2 separate regions of the Mus musculus genome follow, and region 1 is linked to region 2. A link is a loop called in an ENCODE intact Hi-C map of the cell type or tissue named here. Cell type or tissue: heart. All regions are shown on one strand.

Region 1 (8,000 bases), 62 kb after region 2:
GTCCACTTTTGTATTCTCTATCTTTAAAACCAAAACCAAACCAAACCAGAAAGTCCAGAATTTTTTCATAATTTGTTCTTCCTACGATGAACTGTTTCTAGTTTGTTCCACTAGAGCAGCGGTTCTCAATCTGTGGGTCTTGACGCCTTTCACAGGGGTGGCCCAAGACCATCCAAAAACACAGGTTTAACTTTACAATTCACAGCAGTAGCAAAATTACAGTTATAAAATAGCAATAAAACTAATTTTATAGTTGGAGTGTTGTGCCAGGAAGATTTTATGAACCCCAAAAGACCACGAAAGAGCCGACTTCAATGTAAAGCAGCCCTGAACTCTCATTGAGACAAGGTTTTATAGGAAAATGGGAGCAAGCTGGGGGTGGGGGGGCAGGTTTCCATCCTGGTAAGCATCTAACTGAATGCCTATATTAAGCCAACAGGTGGGTGCTCTGAAGCAAGAAGGTATACAGTCAGGAAGGGTCTGAAAGTACGTCTGAAACAATCAGACTAAGCTTTGATTAACTGTTGCTAAGAAGAAGCTAGGGAGGAACTCTGGCCAAGGGCAAGCCATGGGGTCCTTCCTGGTACTTGGGTTTAGCTGCAGGTCAAGTTCTCAGGCTTTCTGTTTTTCTTTTAAGATGAGGGTGGTTCCAAGATGGAGTAGGTTTGCCCTCTGGCGGGGAAGGGGGGGGGGGCGTGTCACAACTTGAGGAACTGTGTTAAAGGGTCACAGCAGCGTTAGAAAGGCTGAGAACCACTGCATTAGAGAGATTCTCTCCCAGCCCTCTTTGCCTGTGATACATCATCTATGATTATTAAAAGGAAAGAGAAGGGAGGTGTTGCTTTCTTTTTCAGGTAAGAAAACAGAAAGTACAAAAAAGAAAAGAAAAGAAAAGAAAAGAAAAGACAAGACAAGACAAGACAGGGTGGTAGTACAAGCTTTTAATCTGAAAACTTAGGAGGCAGAGACAGCCAGATCCACGAGATCAAGGCCAGCCTGGTCTACAGAGCAAGTTCCAGGACAGCTAAGGCTACACAGAGAAACCCTGTCTAGAAAAACAAAGCATAACAAACAAAAAGACCAAAGAACCCAGAAAGTCACCAAAACTTGATTTCCCAATTCCTGTATTTTCATTACTTAAAAAAAAAAAAGTTCACTATCTTAGAGATTTTATTACAGTATCTTAAATTCTGTGCATCTCCTAACTATAATGCTAAGAACCGCAGAAACTTGGAAGGAGGGAAGGAAAGGGCTTGGAGCTGTTGGGAATGCTAAAACAGAAGGGATAGGACCTGCCATGTGGTTGGGAGATTGGACAGGACCTTCATAGATGGTGGATGTCTTGGACTTTTCTACGGAAAAGTCAAAGAGGACAGCTACACTGCATGTGTAGGAGGATGGACGGATGTTCTGTCAGGAGCAACTTAAGACTTTCAAGGGAAGAGAATGGATTGGCTCACCAGGGCCTGGTGATAGAGTATCCTGAAGCAGAGGATGAGGGATTTAATCCTGTAGACATGCCTCCTTTAGAAGGGTTCTAAAGAGACTCAGGTGTGTGTGTGTGTGTGTGTGTGTGTGTGTGTGTCTGTGTCTGTGTGTGTGTCTGTGTGTGTGTGTGTCTGTGTGTCTGTGTGTGTAAAAACTGCCAATTACTGTATTATTTATCACCCCCACATTTTTATCTAAAACAACATGCTGTCTGTCGCTGTCCCTAAGTTCAGAATCACAGCAGGGTATTTGTATGTATGAAGGGTTTGCTTTTCTCCTGAATTTTTCTGGTCACACTTTGCTTTCCCCACAGCCTGTTGCTTGCACGCTTTGCTCCTCATAGACACCTGTAGCAGTAGACTACTTCAAGACATCAGGGAGTCAGCAAGGAGATGCTGAGCAGAGTTCAGGCTGACTAATTGTCACTGGTAGCTTGCCTGGATTTAGAATCACCTAGGAGACTCACCTGTGGGTACATCTTGGGGAACTTTCCAGAGAGGCTGAACTGAGGAGAGAAGATGAACCCTGAATGTGGATGGCAGCATCCCTGGCCTAGGGTCCTAGACTGAATGTCACGAGAGGATGTCACTGAATACCATCTCCATCTCCCTCTGCCTCCTGTGACCAATGGGACCAGCTGCCTTAGGCTCCTGCTGCTGTGCCTTACCTGGGACTCCATGATAAACTACACCCTCAAATCATGAACCACAGTAAATCCTTCCCTCCTTAAGTGGCTTTTGTTGGGTATTTTGTGAGACCAATAACGAGCAGAGTGAGAGGAGGGATTTTCACTGGTTCTCCAAGAACTAGCCAAGAGTCCTTTATTCCAAAAAACTGCAGAAGGCCTGGCAGGCACTCACCTCACATTTATTCCCTTTTAGATGTCATGCAGTGATGACAGAGGAGATGGGAGGAGGAAAAAAATGAAAGGGGGCTCGACAGTTAACACTTCCTTCATATTTATTGTCACTCACTAGAAGAAAACAATAGTAAAGGGTTTACCAAACGAGGTTAGCTTCTGCTTCTAGAAGCACAACGCTACAATTTTCAGGCAAGGCAGTCAAACTCTGAGAAGAAGAACGTGTTGTCTGTGAACATGGGTGTTCTGCATCCTTCCCTTTTCTCTTGGGCCTGTGTCTTCTCACAGCCCAAACCATCCTCAGCCTGGCTGGAGCCACGGCCCCAGGTCCGTCGCCTGCACTGTTCGTGAAATGGCCTCCAGCTCTGAGCTTGCTGTTCTAGGTGACTCTGCTCATCTTACTCCAGCTCCTTTGGCAGTTGCACCTGCGTTTTAAGCATTTGAAGAAGAAGAAGAAGAAGAAGAAAAAAATGAATCCTGGAAATGTAAGAGCTGTAAAGCAAAAAATCATAAATCATACATGTCTTGGTGGATGCAGAAGACGTTAGAAATATTGGCTGCATTGCTCTCCAAAATCACCACAGAGGCAAAAGAACCAAAGCCACTGTTACTGGGCATTTACCAATCCAAGGCTTGTGGGGAAATGGACCACAGAAACAAGGGAAGCTCAAAGCCTGGTGCCAAGAGTTTACGCGCTGCTTGGTGGGTGCTAAGTATCGCTTTCCTCCACTGTAAAATGACAGTAAGAGCTTCCAGTCCATAGTGTTAAAAGATCAAGTTATATAAGGGGAGTGAGCGATAAACAGGGACAATTACTTTAAAAAACAAAACCAAAAGGAAAAAAACTAATTCTTTCACTGTGTTTGTCCTACACCAGCCTTTTGAGGAGGAGGAGGAGGAGGAGGAAGAGGAAGAGGAAGATAGGGGAAGAGGAAGAGGAGGAGGAGGAGCTCTGTGCAGACATGACTTCCCTGAGGTCACAAGGCTAGAACTGCTGGATAGACGCTCAGCTGTTAAAAACAGCTCTTGCAGACGACCAGAATTTGCTTCCCAGCACCCACATTAGGCGCTCACAACTCCCTGAAACTCCAGCTCCAGAGGATCTGATGCCCTCTTGTGGCCTCTCCAAGCACCTACACTCACATGCACATAGCCACACACAAGCATCTACATATAATGAAAAATTATATATGTTCTAGGGGCTGAGGGGGAGATAGCTTCGTAAGTAAAGTGCTTGAGTGGCAAATGAATTAGATGTCTCCAGACAACATTAAAAAGCCAGGCGTGATGGCACCTGCTCACGGTTTTAGCATTCGAGAGATCGACACACTGACTCAGGAGGCTCCTTGGCCAGCCTCTGCTTATCAAGCTTATCAGGCCAGTGAGAGGACCTGTTTCACAAACCAAGGTAAATAGCTCCCAAGGAATGATGCTTGAGTTTGACCCCTGACATGAAAACACACACACACACACACACACACACACACACAGCCTATCCTTCTCAAAGCACATTTCTAATATTTCAGTAACATTTAAAAACAGAATATATTTTTCAAAAAGAAAGTAAACTGTATCTAGGTAAACTTCACAAGGACAAAATAACTACAAATGAGTCACATCTGCCCAACTCTAAGATCGACATTCAGCTTCTGTTGCATAGCAACAGCCTCAAGTTCAAGTCCAGCCAGTCCTTAAAGAGGTTTAAGTGGTGCTCTGCCTTAGGAGGTGACTCGAGCATCCATCGTGTGTGCATTTTCAGAAGATGCTGACAGTGCTAAGACGCTTGAAGTTTGTTAACAGCTGAGCATGTTTTTCCTCGTCCCTGCCCATGTGCACCTGTCAGTGTGACGAGCCCTTGTGGGTTCTGCTTGCAGTCAGTTCTTTGTCCATGTCCTCTGGAGAGGAATGTTTCACAGTGCCCTGCCCTCCTGAGGGGACATTCAATATCCTCTTCAGGCCAAGGAAAGTCCCCATGTACCTCTGATCCTCTGCACTTCTGGTGTCAGACTTCAAGAGGAAGGGGGTGGCTGTGTCTGGGTAGGGTTTACCCATGAAAAACACCAATAATTAAGAGCAATGGGATTTTAAAAACTACATGGAATGCTTTAAGTAATTTGTAAACCTGCAAGCAAGAGCTAAAATAGTATGATCTTTGTATGTGTTTAAACATGTATGTGGAGGTTAAATAAATAACATTTTAAAAAGCAAAGTGGGGCTATAGAGATGGATCAGCAGTTAAGAGCATATGTTTTTTGAGGAGAAGACCCAGATTCGGTTCCCAGCACCCATATGGTAGCTCACAGTTATGAGCAACTCCAGTTCCAGGGGTTCTGATGCCCTCTTAGGACCTCTGCAGGTAACAGGTACATGTGTGGTGCACATACAAACAAAACATGCATGCACATAAAATAAAAATAAAGAAATCTAAAAAAAAATTTTTTAAAGCAAAATGTAGCTTTGGCCCATTATAGGAACCAGACCCATAATACCATGTTCCAAATAAGCTGGGAGCTCAGAGCAAGGGATAAAGGGACAAGACACTGAATCTTCATTACCTGCCTGGAAAAGAATGATAAAGGAGAGATCTTGCACCAACTTATTTTCTAAAGTTTAACCCTTTAATTTATCCACAGCAGTAAACATTCTGTGAAAAGCCTGAGCCTTTTAAATAAAGTTGCAAGGAGAGAGGAAGACATGTTTAGTCATTAGAGCGACCATTTCTCAGCAGAGCAAGCAGAAACCAAGGAAAAGATGACTGGCTTTGATGTTGCAAAAACTCAAACTTGAGCTGGGTGTAGTGGCACATACCTGTACCCTCAGGACTTCAGAGGTGGAGAGAGGAGAAACAGGAGTTCAAGACTAGCCTTGCTACTTAAAACAGTAACAACAGCAACAACAAATTTTAATTAAAGGTTAAAATATCAAGATCACAAACAGGAGAAAATCAATTCCTGTTATTAGTAGGGGTTCCTTTCTGCTTAACTCATTAGGTTAGTATTTTTAAAGTGTATTTGGGATGTATGAGCACATGCAGCCTTATATAGAGTGCACACACAGAGAGAGAGAGAGAGAGAGAGAGAGAGAGAGAGAGAGAGGAAGATATGGCAGGATTGTAAAATGTACTTTAGTGGTGGTTATTTAAGTTGTTATCTTGAATCGGGCGTGGTGGTGCACGCCTTTAATCCCAGCACTTGGGAGGCAGAGGCAGGCAGATTTCTGAGTTTGAGGCCAGCCTGGTCTACAAAGTGAGTTCTAGGACAGCCAGGTCTATACAGAGAAACCCTGTCTCAAAAAAACGATTAAAAAAAAAAAGATGTTATCTTGAATCTGACTGTGGACCAACACCTCAGTGAGTATCCAGAATAGAGAGAAAAAGACACCCATTAAGGAACTTGAGAGATATAAACGGTCCAAAAGGACCTTAACCCTGAAGCAGATTGTGATAGATGGTATAAAAGAAGTTCCAGATGAAGGTGGTTCCAGATAAAGATATAGGATGGACACTATTGCTGGCTTGATTTTGTGTCTAGGAAGTAGTAGACTTGGAAGTAAACTTGGGACTTGTATCAATTCTAATGGATAGAAGAAGAGATCATTTGAGGCTATAGTGTCCCAAGAATGCCATAAAGTTGTTTTCATCAAACTATAGTGCCTCAAATAAGCACCATCAATATCACTAGAAATTGGGCAGAGGGGGAATTCCCCATCTAAGACCATCTGAACCGAAATTCTAGGAAAGAGCCCAGAAATATATATGAGATTCTGGTAATAGATTTTAGAAAAATTGTATGTAAAAAAACAAAAACAAAACAAAACCTTCCGTATTGATGTTAGGGGAAGGCGTCAGCACTTGTCTATTCTTCTGGTTCTATTTATTTTTCAAGTAGGTAAAAAGTTACTGGAGATAAGTCCAGGACTTTTAAAGAAGAATGTGTGAGAAGGTGGGCTCACCAAAGGCCACCGAGATGGGGAACAACATGGCACAGCCTACACAGAGGAGCCTGGCCTGAGAACAGGCTGAGGAAGACACTTGTAGTACCCTGAAGTATCCGAAGGTAACTGGCCTTGATTAAGTTCTATTATCTTAAAGTTGCTGGTGTGCTACGGTGGCTCTGGTGAGCTGGGGTTGCACGTGATGCTCTCAAACTCAAGTCTTTCTGGAGGGAAAGCTTGGTGATTGATGCTATTCCAATTCTGACTTGGCTGGGAGCAGTCTACCCATGCAGGTCAGCCCAGCATGGAGTAGAGTGCATGCTATCTATAGTACCCTTGATGGCTCGAGCGCCACATGTATGGACTCTTATCTCAGTGAAAAGTACAAAGGTTTCTCTGTTATGGTAGATGGTAAGTGAGTCATAAACATTTCTAAGGTAGATTAAAGAAAATGGAGCTAGAGAGATGGCTCAGTAGTTAAGAGCACTGACTGCTCTTCCAGAGGTCCTGAGTTCAAGTCCCAGCAACCACATGGTGGCTCACAACCATCTGTAATGGGATCTGATGCCCTCTTCTGGTGTGTCTGAAGACAGCAACAGTGTACTCATATACATAAATAAGTAAATCTTAAAAAAAAAAAAAAAAAGAGCCGGGTAGTAGTGGCACATGCCTTTAATCCCAGCACTTGGGAGGCAGAGGCAGGTGGATTTCTGAGTTTGATGCCAGCCTGGGCTACAGAGTGAGTTCCAGGACAGCCAGGGCTACACAGAGAAACCCTGTTTCAAAAAACCAAAAAACCAAAAAAAAAAAAAAAAAAAAAAAAGAAAGAAAGAAAGAAAAAAAAAAAAGAAAATGTGCATTTGTGGGGGAGGGGGAAAACTTGCTATGTGTTGGTGTCAGAGTTATTGACAGCTATTAACTCAACTCATAGGGTTTTATCTAAGGAATGCACTTTCTTGGAGAAGACATTAAAAAACAAGAGCAATTCTTAAAGAATTCTTCAGGAAACAATAAATGTGAATGAAGCAAGATGATTGGAGGTCAGTCAGCATAAGAAAAACTGGAGGGGCCACAGCCCACAGAGAGGCCACAATGCAGAAGGAACTGGCGGAGAACATTTGCCTAGCATGTGCAAAGCTCTGAGATCAATTCCCAGTACAACACAACACACACAATGCACACACACCCCACTTATGACATGTACATGCAAGTTTTACATGGCTGGGTTTATTCTTTCAGTGGTGCCAAATATTTGCATGTTTTCTGGGATATTTAGAACTTATAAAATAATACCTTGTCCAATTAAAGTAGGCCTGAAGTCTGGTTTGTAGCTACCTGTTTTCAGCATGTGACCTGGAGAGGGTATCTCTCTCAAACTGAATTGAATTGGCTGTTTCTTGTAGTATGTAGCATTTGAGCAAAGTGTACAGATTTTCCTTTTATTTATTTATTTATTTATTTATTTATTTATTTTTTGCTGTTCATTCCCATCTGGGATCCCAGACCAGGAGCATGTGGTACTGAGAGAATAAGCATTAAAGTAAACAAAAATTAAAAATTCAAACTGATTATGGGGATATTCTTAATAATACATAAAAATAATATTTCTAAGTCTAAGAGAGAAATACGTGTGCTTTAGAGATTTCCCAGGTCCAATGATTGGCAGGTGTGTTTTGAACAGTTGAGATTCTAATTTTATGGGTTGCCGTTGTTAAGCTTC
Region 2 (8,000 bases):
GAGTGTACTCACATCCATAAAATAAATAAATCTTTAAAAAAAAAAAAAGGTCTTGTCTTGAGTCAGAACAGACTAAAAATCACTTACCTTCCTAAGGAGTCTGAAAACATGAACAGTAACTAGTGATGCCTTTGGGGGATTCAAAATACCAGCATGTACTCTATGGCTGCTGCTGCTGCTCATTCAAAACTACAGCATGGCATTTTGTTCTTGAACAGTATGAAACCCAGGGCACGGAACCTGCTACTTTCAAAAATGTTAACTAAGGCAAAATGAGCATTCACAGGACATCTCTCCACATGTTATATATACATCTCTCCACATGTTATATATACACATCTCTCCACATGTTATATACACATCTCTCCACATGTTATATATACACATCTCTCCACATGTTATATATACACATCTCTCCACATGTTATATATACACATCTCTCCACATGTTATATATACACATCTCCCCACATGTTATATATACACATCTCCCCACATGTTATATATACACATCTCTCCACATGTTATATATACACATCTCTCCACATGTTATATGCATCTCTCCACATGTTATATACATCTCTCCACGTTATATACATTTCTCCACTTTTATTTATTTATATATATATATATATATATATATATATATATACGTATATATACACACACACACACATTTCTCCACATTATATATACATTTCAGAAGCCTATTAGAGATGTTAGCTCCTATTCAATGTCTAAGACTCAGGAGAAAGCAGCGCTGTGGTCTAACATTAAGAATGGACACCATTCTCTCTTGTATGTATTAGGGAGAAGTCACTGGTCATTCCCAGGTTTTACTTTTGCTCCCTGGCCATTTCATTTTCTCATTCATATAAGATAGCTATTAAAAACAGATAGCAAAGTAACGTAAGGAAAAGGCACGCCAAAGCACTGTAAGAAGTATACCTGTTATGTCAATGAAACATCAACATTAGACTAGTAAACACAGGAAAGCATCTACAGTATTCATATAAAACCAAAACGATAAAATCTAAAATTTCCCATAAATAGGATACATATGCAAAACACTTTGATATAAAAGTGGTAACATTCAGATTGATATTCCATGTCTATCTTCAGGAGAACACATTGTGACTTAAACAGTCCTTTGCAAACTGTCAGAAAGATGAACAGAGCATCAAAGAATGTTAAAGTGATAAGGACGCAGCAATACAGATGGAAAATGGAAACACTAAGCTTTTATATAATATCTACTTAAGTCTACCATAGTTGCTTTGCAAGAACTTCAAGTAATTTAACATAATTACTCATTTTAAAGTCCGTAACTGCTACAATTAAATGATCAAACATCTACTTTTTCAAATCACCACACATCCACGAAAACATCTGTAACTCTGAAACATACCCCAATGCCCTCTTCTACTCTGTAGTTACCTTGCAAACATCTTCTTTCTCTGGCGGTGCTTTTGGCTGGTTTTCAACAGCTTCACACTGCTCAGTGGCCGGTCCAGAGGCAGAGTGCCCGCCACTTCCTGCTGTGGGAGAAGCCAATATATCTGGCTGGTCACAGTTCACTGGAGTAGCACTTCGGCCACTTTCCTCTAATTCTGCTTCCTCAGACGGCGCAACTAATGTCTCGTTTCCTTCCTCTTCTTCAGCATTCTCTTCAGTAGATTCTACTACTTTAGTCTTTGGGGTTGAAGGACTCACTATTATGGGTACTAAAGCATAGCCTTTGCCTGGCAGTTCGTCGTCTGAGTTGATTTCACTTACGCTCCGGCTATCTAGAGACTGCACGCTAAATGAGTCTATTCTTTCAAAAGCATCCGATGAGCAGCAACTCTCATTGAGCTTCTGGAAGTCATCTAAGCGGCTATACTCGGGACAAGCAGACGCAGAGAGGAGCTGAAATGACGTCTGCATGAGGTGAAGACTCGACTTTGCATCCGAAGTCTCTTGCCTCGAACTGGCCGAGCTCTCACTGATTACACTCTCGTGATCTAAAACTTCAATGTCACTAGTGGTGGAGGTGCCCGACGAGAAGGAGCTAACAGGAGGAGAAGGTGTGTTGCTCTGTCTGTCTTCGTGTTTTTGTTCTTTAGGTTCCAAAGCCATATCCTTCGTTTCTGCCGTGAGAGACTGAGTGGATGTGGTAGATACATCTTCTGTTGTGTTTACATTAACTACGTTTTCAGACGCCTTCAATCTCACAGTGGGCACCTTCACCTCAGACTCTTCACCTGCCGTTTCTTCATGCTTGTCTTCAGGTACAGGTGAGGGAGTGCCCACGGCTGAAGTCTCTCCAGAAACACACACGGAGTCTCTCACTTCAGCTGTCTCAGAAACTCTGGACTGGCCAGGAGATGACGATTCTTGTAAGCTGCTTTTCACTTCTTCCTCTGGCCGCTGGGATTTAGATGGAGGTTTTGATACCACTGGGCTCTTCTGAATGGTATGGGCATCCGACGGAGAGAGAAAGGCACTGAAGAAATTTTCAGATTCATCTACTACAGTCCTTCGAACTGGCTTTGTAATTGCTTGAGAGGCTGTTGGGGGACTCTGAGGTTCGCTGCTTGTTGAGTTCAATCCCCAGGTTGAAGTGTCCCATCCTCCACTCACAGGGGGACTTATTCCTTTGACAAAATAAATTAGTTCATTAAGTAAAGAATGTTAGCATTCGTATTTAAATCATCATCAGTCATCAAGTGGGAGCAAAGGGAATTTATGAACTGCACCCTGTAACTCGGAAAAGTTAGACTCTTTCCTTACAGCATCACTTTATTAGTTTCCAGGTTAACTTTGGGCGTTAAAGAATAAAACCAGTGTGGGCCAACCTATGAGAGTCTCAGGAACAAGTACAAGACCAGACTTGGTTTTGCCAGGCCAAAGCAAGTATGCTAGCCCCTCGGAATACATGCTTAAAGTAGTGATCAAGGCTGTACAGCCAGTGTGAAATCCCAGGCACATGGCTCATCTCACAAAGACAGTTCAAATCTTCACTAACAGGCACATGCAGTCACAGCACTATCCAGCCACACGCTCATTTTATTCTTGTAACATTATAAACTAAACAGACAGCAATGCTCAAAACTTAACCTGAGATAATAGAGACAGTCTTTTTCAAAAATCATAATTAAACTGATGAGAACAGTGAGTTCTAGTGAATGAATTCACTTTTATGTACTTAATGACCAGTCTGCAAGTTCCCCTCTCTTAAACCCCAAATTATTTTTTCCACATTTTTTAAGATAGCAAAATTACCAAAACTCTGCAATTAGAAGCTTATGGAAAGGGTACACAGACTTCCTGAGGAAGAAAAAAAAAAAAAAAACAACTCAAGAAGCCCTTTAATAAAATCTGCCTCTTAACGTGATTCCACAGCTATGAGGAATGAAGAGTGTTGGGGAAACTGAACTGGGAACAGAGTTTTACATTTATTTGTTCAGTGTGTGAAACCAGAAAACAAAGCTTAAGGCAAGATTAGGTCTTCGAGGTAGCTAATTAGCATCCTCACGGATACCAGGGTTTAACTTTGCCTCTTGAAAAATGTGGTACAAAATTATAGTAACCACACATCCACTTAAACTATTCCTATTCTTCAGACCCATGTTGTTTTGTAATCTAAAACACAACAGATGATCAATGAAAATAGCATTCAAGAAAGCATATTCCATTTCAGACAACCTGCCCTCTAAAATAAATTATACAGCACTATCCATGTCTCAGATTTCGCCCGGGGCGGGGGATAATGAGTATCTTTTTATTTGAAACATCTGATCTTAAGTTTAGTAACTCCAGCTCTGGGGTCCAACCACAAAAAGGCGAGCTTCCCAATAGCAAGGTGCCACAGAGAATGAAATAAGATCACGATATATCTACAGTCATACATAAACTACGTTATCAATGATTCAACTTAGGTCCCGAGTTTTCAACAATGTACATCTAAAACCAGAAACCACAGTTAACTTTCATCCAAAGGTTTGCCCCAGTGTCTGTTGCTACACACGAAAAGTGCTCCAGACTCCCTTAGACGTAAAGACACAAGCAACCGAATAATCCTGGAAAGAGTAATTTCAGTTCATCTGAAAGATCTGGTGCTGCAAAAAGGGCTACAGTTGGGAACTCTTGGAGCACAAATTCTCTTGGGACTCTGCCCCGTACAGACTGTGCCTCACCTGGAGAAAGTTATGCATTCTGAGTTTCGGTTAGCTCCTCTGTAGAACACGGGGTCTACCATCCCTGACTCGGGTTGTTTTGAGACGGTGAACTTTTTGTAAACAAAGTCTTTTGTGTTCCTTAAACGCTTCCCGCGGGGCTCCGGGACTGGGGATTTACAAGGCTCGGACCTAGGGCGCCAAGGCGGAAGACGCCTAGCAATTGGGGATCTGGGGCTGTGCTCCTGACTCTGTAGTCAGGGGCCTGGGGCCAGGACCAGAGCTCGAGCTGACACCTGAGGTCAGCAGGACCCGCACCGGGGCCGAGGCGTGCGGGACTGGGGTCCGACAGCAGGCAGGCAGGCAGGCGCGACACCCCGGGACCCGCTTACCCGGCTCGCCGTACGGGATGGCCTCGGCCCAGGCGCTCGGCTCCTCCTCCTGGATGTCCAGGACCCTGTCGATGGACTTCTGGGCCTGGGACAGGGCCTGCTTGGCGAAGCTGGACAACTGCGAGGCATTGAACCAGCTCATGGCCCCTCCTCAGCGCCGGCTCCGGCCGGCTCCGGCGGCCTCAGCGGCGGCCCCGGCCCCACCGCCTCCCGCGGCCGCGCGGCGCTGCGAGCCTTCCGCACAGCTGAGCCGGGCCCCGCCGCGCATGCGCCGCCCTTCCACGTACACAACCACCAGATCCGGGAGCCGAGTTCCGCCCAGACGGAAGGACGGAGGCGGTAGCGTGAAGCCACATCCGGGAGCGGAGCGGAGCCCTTAGTTACCAGCCGCCTCTGGGCTTCATGGCCGTTCTCAACTGAGGGACGCGATCTGCGCCGAGGCCCAGACCTCCGGGAGCGACCAGAGCCGCGTGTGCCTCGCTATAATCCCGGCGGCTAGGCCTCACACTTATTAATCTTGGTACTCAAAAAGTAGTTGGCCAGTTCTCGCCTGGCCTGGATGTCTATGCCTGACTTGATGGGCACGGTCCCCAGGTCCTGGAACATTAACAGATGAAACCACCTCCCTCTCAACCTAATTCTGTCATCTGAATGGCGTTCATCAGCACACTCCTATGTTAAGAGGTGGGGCTTTAAGGAACTTTCTGGGTCACGAGATGACTGTGACACCCACGGGAAAGAGATGAATGCCCTATTAAGAGGTGCCTACGCCCTCTCAAGCATAACATACCAAGGTCACGCCAGCCATGAACTAGAAATAGATGGCTCTCATCAGCTGTGCTCGTCTTGGACCTCCCAGTCACAAGAACAGTAAAAATCAAGTTTCTGTAGCCTATGAGCCAGCCACTTTATGGCAGTTTGTAACAGCGGTTTGGATGGGTTAAGCCACTTGGCAAGCAATAAAATATTAACCCATCAGTACATACTGTGCACACTGCCTAAAAGATACAGCTTGTATGCTCTCTTTCCCACACTTGGTCATGGGAGAAAATTTAAAGTCGATGGCCTTCCTTGTCCAGTCAGCAGCTGTTTGGTTTGGTTCTAATAATGCTAAAGAAAAATTTTCTACCAGCATTTAAAGGCTAAATTTAATTCAAGCATTAGCCCTTTGTGAAAAGAGACTCCTACCCTACACAAAGAACCACGGGTACTTAAGGAATGCCGAAGCTAGGAATGGGGTAAATCTTCCCCTGGGAAGGTTACACACTACCAAATGAGCAGCCCCGAAATCATCATACAGACTGAGGGTTGTACTAATTAATGCATTTGAGAACGCATATGTATACACACTTATATACTTAACAGTTAATAAAAGAGACTTAATTTGAGAGAGAGCAATAGAGGTCTATGAAAAAGTTTAGAGGGACGGAAGGGAAAGGGGAAATGTAATTTTATCCCCCAAAACATTCCCTAGGACTACCAGAACTACTAACAGGATGGCTTAAAATGACAGAAATGCTTTTGTGGTTTGGAGCCAGAAGTCTGAAGTTGTTCACTGGAGCTGTCCTCCCTCTGAAATCTTCATGGAGAATGCACCATGCTTCTCCTAGCTTCAAGTCTGCAGTCAATCCTTTTGTTCCCTGGGTACAGGTACAGCACTCCATTGTCTAATCTTCCTCCCACATCCCTCTCACCTCTTCTAATAGGGATGCCTACCTTATCAGATTGGGTCCTCTGTATTATATCTGCAATGACTCTATTCTAATTAAGGAAGGGAGGGAGGGAGGGAGGGAGGGAGGGAGGGAGGGAGGGAGGGAGGGAGGGTTAGTTGCATCCTAAAGGGCTTAAGAGCCCTATTCTGGTTCAGAGCTGGCATTTGGTAGTATGTACATTCTGTTTTAAAGGGCAATGGCACCATCCTTAGACCTCTTAATAGGGTGCTAATCCTTTTTCCACGGGTGTCACCTAGTGACAAAGAATGACTGAACTAAAATTTCCTTTGACAATTATTTTCACACAATTTTCCATGTATCTGCCAACTCATTCTAAGAGCTCTGTACAACACATTATCTGCCTGCTCCCTGAGTATCTGTTTTGCACTGCAAGAAGCTAAGCTATAAGACTTTTCCTTAACAACAAAAAATTTCATATCCATGGCAAGTTATCTTCCAGTAACTTTATCCCACAGTATTGCAATTTTGAGCATGTTAATGACAGACTTGTGGCTAGAGGATGCTTCTGTTGAACCCAGGTCCTAGTTCTTCGAAGATCTATGTGTACCTGAAAAGAACGAAGTGGGGAGTGGGGGTTGTCACAGAAGGAAATCCAGAAGACAAAGCTGAGCCTGAGGGTGAAGCAAATCAGGCAAACAGGAAAAGCCAGATCATGAAGCAAAAAAGAAGAGCCTGAGAGTGGGAAAAGCCACAAGACGAGGGCACCCCAGAATCTTAGCAAGCTGAAGAGTGCCCTATGCCAATGTCACAGGCTGAGGAAAGCGAGGAGGAAGTGGTTTTCATAAAAAGAAACATGTAGGATGTGTTGCTATGAGTGGCAAAAATGGTAGTGAAAAGGTTGAAGGAGGTTCCAAAGGGTCTTATGTCCTCTAACTTTAATACATTTGTCCTTGGACCCTGACTTCTCTGCAGAGAGTATCGCAGGCCTTGCCTGCTCTGGTAGATTTTGCAAGCCCTGTGCTTTAACTTTAATTTTGCTTATCAGTATATTACTACCTTTATTAGAAGCCCCGAGTCTTCAAACATCACTCTGTCAGCACAGGGTTTCAACTCATGTGCATGTACATAAAGTATATAGATCCACAGGAAAACTATCTTTGCACATTATACTAATTCCTGGTAACTATACAAGTTGTGTAATTGTACTAAATAGCCCAATTCCTTTCAAAGAGCTTAGCTGAGTATGTAAGGAGTTGAGGCCTATTAGAATTCCTGTCTCAATACTTCTAAATGCACAGCACTGGGCCAATGACAGAAACCTTTCAAAGTTATTTTCCAAGTTTTATGATGAAAATATTGTTGCCTTTTATTACAGCATCTTTAAGAAGGAGGCACTCAGTGTTAATAATCTTCACCTTTAAAAAGACTCAGCTCTTAGAAGGCAAATGCAGGCAGATCTGAGTTTCAGGCAAGCCTTGTCTACATAGTATGTTCCAGGACAGCCAGAGCTACATTGTAAGACCCGGTCTTGAAAAAATAAAGGGGGGGGGGGGATGGAGGCGTGTTGTTTTGCAACACATTATAATCCAGTACAGAAAGAGGCAGGGGAAGAGGGTCACAAGTTAAAACCAGCTTATACTGCACAATAAGACCTTATCTTATTAAAAAAAGAAAAAGGAAGGAAGGGAGGGAGGGAGGGACGGAGGGACGGAGGGACGGAGGGAGGAAGGAAGAGGGAGGGGGAAGGGAGAGGGGGGATCTTGAAAACCTCAGTGGCAC

Evidence for each region. Peaks named below come from ENCODE experiments on the same cell type or tissue, not always from the same donor. Only the 100,000 strongest peaks of a DNase experiment are listed, where the experiment ranks them.
Region 1: it touches region 2 in a loop (2.0-fold over the local background); 3 of 42 quality-filtered maps call a loop at or near these places.

What each region holds. Positions count from the first base shown.
Region 1 is chr6:97,236,100-97,244,099 of GRCm38, forward strand. Lmod3 (leiomodin 3 (fetal)) reads right to left here. Exons shown (of 3, transcript NM_001081157.2): 3 at 2,433-2,772. The coding sequence ends at 2,746. Among named protein-coding and RNA genes, the nearest start is that of Lmod3, 13 kb to the right of the region's middle. In heart, a CTCF peak has its summit at 3,465 (motif pointing left); no DNase peak of the experiment used is centred here.
Region 2 is chr6:97,174,334-97,182,333 of GRCm38, forward strand. Tmf1 (TATA element modulatory factor 1) reads right to left here and starts at 4,791. Exons shown (of 17, transcript NM_001081111.2): 1 at 4,549-4,791; 2 at 1,437-2,635. The coding sequence starts at 4,690. In heart, no CTCF peak of the experiment used is centred here; a DNase peak (open chromatin) is centred at 4,838; H3K4me3 peaks cover 2,506 bases; H3K27ac peaks cover 2,290 bases.